Regions from separate parts of the Homo sapiens genome. Here region 1 is linked to region 2. The links are chromatin loops, found by intact Hi-C in ENCODE. Cell type or tissue: sigmoid colon. All regions are shown on one strand.

Region 1 (2,500 bases), 540 kb before region 2:
AGGGCTGGTAGCTTTCCATGGGAAGACCCAAGGGTTCGTGGCGCGACTCGCCGGGGCCCCCGAGGCCCGGCACCACTGGCATATCCAGGTAGCCAGGCATGGGCTGATGGTGGTGGTAAGGCCCGGCTGCGTAGCCCTGGTGGTAGAAGGCGAACTCCTTAGCGCGGGAGCTGAACTCCTCGGCAGCTGGGCCGGCGGTATCCATGTACTTGTCCGCGAAGGCGGCGGCGGCGGCGGCCGAGGCGGGCTGCGCGCACGACTTGATGGCGTTGGGGTGCGGGCCCATGCGGGCGCACGGGTAGTAGCCGCTGCCGAAGTAGCCATAGGGCAGCGCCGCGGGCCCCGACGAGCTCTGCGCCGCTGCCGAGCAGGGGCTGCATTGCTTGGCGGCCTCTGCGCCCGCCGGGCCCGCCGGGCCGGGACCTCCCGAGGACGACGCGGCGGCGGCGGCGGCGGCTGCAGCGGCAGCCGCGGCAGCAGCGGCGGCAGCCGACGGGGGCGCCTCCCCGGGGGCGCTGCTGTAGGCGGACGCGGCTCCTGGCGCCAAGGGCGCCGGGTGCGCCATCAGGTTGCGGCACTGGTTGGCCGCGGCCGCCGCCGCAGCCGCGGCCGCCGCCGCCACCGAGAAGTTGCCCCCTGCCGCCGCAGCCGCCGGGTGGGGGAAGCCCCCGCCCCCGGCCCCGGCAGCCGCCGCCGCTGCAGCCGCTGCTGCAGCCGCCGCCGCCCCTTCCATGTTCTTGTTGAGCTCGTCGGCCACCAGGCCGCCGCCGTTGTCGTAGAGAAACATGACGGTGGGCTCGATCCAGCGGGGGTGGAGGAGCACGGAGGCTGTCATAGCCCGAGCCGCATGGAGAAGACCCCAGTGGCGCTGTTTTAAAAAGCCCCCAAGAAGTGAAGAGCGCGCGGCGCGGGGCCGGGGCCCGAGCGAGGGGGGCGGATCGCGCCCCGCGGGGTCGCGCCAGGCGGCCGCCCATTGGCCCGGCCCCCCCGCTCCGCCCACGGCGTATGCAAAGCGGGCGGCTCCGACTCCAGCTCTGCACGGTGCACCCGTCGTCCCCGCCGCGGCCCGCGCCGTCCCCAGCGCCAGCCGCGCGGCCGCGCACCATTCACCCGGGGGAGAGGCGGAGGAACGTGCGGGTGGGGCAGGGAAGGAAGGCGGCCCCATCTCCGCCCCCCTTCCCTTCCTTTATCCCAGTGGGGCCCAGACCCGCGCAACCAGGCGGGGAGGGGAGGTGGGCGCGCGATTGGGTTGCGATCTGGAGCAGTGGGGACAGGTCAGGTAATTCTGCCGGCGGTCAGGGATGGGAGAGTGGGGAGGACGGGACCAGCCTAGCTCAGAATGGGTGTTTCTTGGAGCCTCTGGGACTGTTTTCTTTCCAGGAACCGGCGCGTATTTCTGCAGTGAGACCACAGGACGGACATCGGCGCCTTCGGCTTCGATGGAGTTGCGATTTTGCTCTTTCCAGGGAAACAGTGGCAGGGTGTTTGCTGCTTATCGGTTCCTGCGGATATGCCTGGGTCCCAGGACATTCCACTGGAGGCTTGGACTGCATTTAGGAGCCCCTATCCCTTCCCTGTCCACACTGTTAGTGAGCAATTTCATATGTTTGCATTTAGACCCATAGACTCAGAACGACTCATCACACACACACACAGTGTACACTGACACACTCACATTCGCACACTTAGGTATACAGCCTGATCCTTGCTCTGACCTGGTAACAACGCTTCCTCCTCCAGAGACTTTGAGATAGAGCGAGCGATCCCTGTGCACCATTCATCCATGCTCCCACCTCGCCAGTATGGCTGGCTTAGTTCTGGAAGGGGCTTAAGAGGAACAAGCCCCAGCTGTGCTTCTGGCTGGGACTTAAACCCCCCTTCTGGGCCCTAAAGCCACGCTTCTTTGTGGACCGGACCTGACTCTCCAGGAATCTGGGAACCCGCTATTTCACTCTATTTTGGGACAAGAAAAAGGGGCTCTTTGGGGCCACTTCCTGCCTTCCCCTCAAGTAGGATCTCCAGCCTGCAGAGGGTGCCTAGTCCTTCTTTGCCCAAGAACCAGTCCAAGAAGCCTTTCCTCTGTGCCTGGGAAATGCAACCTTTTCTTGGGAGCATGGTAGGGTGTTGGTGCTGAAGAACCAAGCAGCGACCCGTCTTGTAGCTGCCATGTTTTGTCGAGGGGTTCTGGGGGTCCTGCTGCTTTAGAGCCACATACTTCCACTTCCTGATTCACTACTGTGAGCTGGTCAGATGCCTAGAAGAGGAACAAGCGTTCAAAGTGAAAGTGGGCACATTACCGGAATAGTGCTGGGGAGAGTGCTGGATTCTTTTCCACCCCAGGCGGACTGGTGAGAAGCCAGGCTTGGACCTGTCCTCTGCTCCTAGCTTGCACACTCAGCCCTAAACTCAGAGCAGCACGCATACCACCCCTCACACACACCCCACCATCTGCTGTCTAAGGCCCCTGGGCTTCCTGCAGGATCCAGACCAATGTGGCTGG
Region 2 (2,500 bases):
TCCCGGGTTCACGCCATTCTCCTGCCTCAGCCTCCCGAGTAGCTGGGACTACAGGCGCCCGCCACCGCGCCCGGCTAATTTTTTGTATTTTTAGTAGAGACGGGGTTTCACCTTGTTAGCCAGGATGGTCTCGATCTCCTGACCTCATGATCCACCCGCCTCGGCCTCCCAAAGTGCTGGGATTACAGGCGTGAGCCACCGCGCCCGGCCTAGTATCTTTATTTTTTATTTTTATTTATTTTTTATTTTTGAGACGGAGTCTCGCTGTCACCCAGGCTGGAGTGCAATGGCGTGATCTCAGCTCACTGCAGGCTCCGCCCCCCAGGGTTCACGCCATTCTCCTGCCTCAGCCTCCCGAGTAGCTGGGACTACAGGCGCCTGCCACCTCGCCCGGCTAATTTTTTGTATTTTTAGTAGAGATGGGTTTTCACCGTGTTAGCCAGGATGGTCTCGATCTCCTGAACTCGTGATCCGCCCGCCTCGGCCTCCCAAAGTGCTGGGATTACAGGCGTGAGCCACCGCACCCGGCCTAGTTTAGTATCTTTAAATGATAAAGACTAGAAAAACACAGAATCACCATAATTATATTATCACACATAACAAAATTACCTTATTTTTGAATTCTAATTGTTAGGACTGGCAAATTATATTTAGTATTTATCTAAATTAAAAAGCTTAATTTGGCTTCATATGTTTAATGTACAGAAGTTCTTACTATGGTCTATTTTTCAGTAAGTTCACTAAGGCTTACATTTTTGGGCTAAAGTAAAACAAGTATTGGGAACCACTGGAAAAATACTACCACAAAAGTCAAATCTGCTTTGGGCTTGAAAAAGTTACAAGAGGAGTAAGTAAAGATAACATTGAAATGCTTCCCTGCCCCCACCCCATGTTTATTTTAGCTGTATACATAACTGAGTGCCCACTATATATTATTTATCTTTTTTATAGACATTAATGCATTCGCAAAATAATAAAATTGGAATTTAGACCAAAGACTTTATAATATACAGTTTACAGCATAACACACATAAAGAAATTCTAGAGGCATTGGAACTTGGGGAAGTGTAGTAGGAAACCTGGAAGAGGGCACTGTAGCCAGCATGTATAAGCATTTCTGATTTTGTTTCCCAGCCAAATGTGTCTGGCCCCTTAATTGTTGACTGGACGTTTCATACTTATCCTTGGCTTGCCTACTTACTATACTCCTGTTTGTAGAGGTGCACTTTAGAGAAGGGGAATCAGAATTTGACATGGTAAAGCTGCTTGCTTCTACTTTCCTTTTTGTGTAGGGAGTGTACTTCTCTCCAACTGAGAGGAGGTTTGTACTTTTTCTCAGGATGTTAGTGAAGCTACACTTCCCAGGCATTACCACAAGGTGATGCAGTGACTTTGCATATTATTTCTCCACTCCCGTGCGACCTTGACATTCTCAGTGAATTCCAACATTTTTGTAAGCTTGCCTAAGTCTGTTATCTGTAGGAGGAGTGAACCAGAGGAACTATGTGGGAATTAGAAATTTTATTATTTAAAATGGGTTGATAATGACATAATTATATTTGATTGCATTCATCCATGTAAACTTTTTAAATGATTAGTAGCTATATTGTAATTTAATAAGAGTAAAAAATGACAAGGTACTGGAATGACTTTTGTAAAATATTTCTATAATTATAGCAATGAAATTTTAAAAAGATTGGAGTGTTGGAGAGAGATTAATGAAGGCCATTAATAGGATAATCACAAATTATTTTACTTTTCAGACTTGTAACCATTGTGAATACTATATTTTAAAGTGAAATACTAGTGTTTTCTATTAGAAAATGTGAAATTCAGGGGAGGGTTTAAAAATGGAATTTCTTGTTAATAGGGCTATTTAAAACAATAGAAATAATACATTTATATATACTTGTAAAAATTCAAACAATAAATTGATGTAAAATTTAAGGTCCTTAAGTCTTCTTTTTACACACATCCCTTATAAGACTATTAACTCTATAGTGTATACTTCTTGAGTTCCTTTTGATGCATTTGTAAACATATACAAATACATATATGTATACCTATGTGCTATTTTGTACCTCAAAAACTTCAGTGAACTAAAAGTATAAGGTTGGATTGTGGGTTTTTAAAAAACTGTTATAATTGAGGTTAACAGAAGTTGAAACACTTTTGCCTTGTTTTATAAAAAAAATAGTTACAGCTTTGTTGGTTTAATTTATTTTAGGAAATGATATGTTAAATTTTAAGAAAAAAGTATTATCCTTAATCAGCTTTTGATTAAAAACATGGGACGTTTATTCTAAGCTAGTTTATTTCCTTCTTACTGAATATCTTTCTTAAAGGAAGCGTGACTATTCACTCACTTCATAGAAAAATATTATTCTCTTAATTCAGTTTTGGTAGTTGTATCTAATAGATGTTGGTTCTGTTGATTTAGCTATAGTTTCTTTTGTTGGTGTCTTGTAACCAGTAGTGAGTTTTTTTTTTTTCTTTTTTT

What was found. A loop is a pair of places that touch in the nucleus more often than their neighbours do. Peaks named below come from ENCODE experiments on the same cell type or tissue, not always from the same donor. Only the 100,000 strongest peaks of a DNase experiment are listed, where the experiment ranks them.
Region 1: a loop joins it to region 2, with 4 times the contacts of the local background. A loop is called at or near these places in 13 of 110 quality-filtered maps.

Annotation. Positions count from the first base shown.
Region 1 is chr7:27,199,243-27,201,742 of GRCh38, forward strand. It overlaps HOXA13 (homeobox A13), which reads right to left and starts at 849. Exons shown (of 2, transcript NM_000522.5): 1 at 1-849. The coding sequence starts at 835. It overlaps HOTTIP (HOXA distal transcript antisense RNA), which reads left to right and starts at 1,179. Exons shown (of 3, transcript NR_037843.3): 1 at 1,179-1,279; 2 at 1,381-2,500. In sigmoid colon, no CTCF peak of the experiment used is centred here; DNase peaks (open chromatin) are centred at 75 and 1,009; H3K4me3 peaks cover 1,795 bases; H3K27ac peaks cover 1,746 bases; H3K27me3 peaks cover 950 bases.
Region 2 is chr7:27,743,895-27,746,394 of GRCh38, forward strand. The region is part of intron 1 of TAX1BP1 (Tax1 binding protein 1); the gene reads left to right. Among named protein-coding and RNA genes, the nearest start is that of TAX1BP1-AS1, 4.5 kb to the left of the region's middle. In sigmoid colon, a CTCF peak has its summit at 1,363; no DNase peak of the experiment used is centred here; H3K27ac peaks cover 253 bases.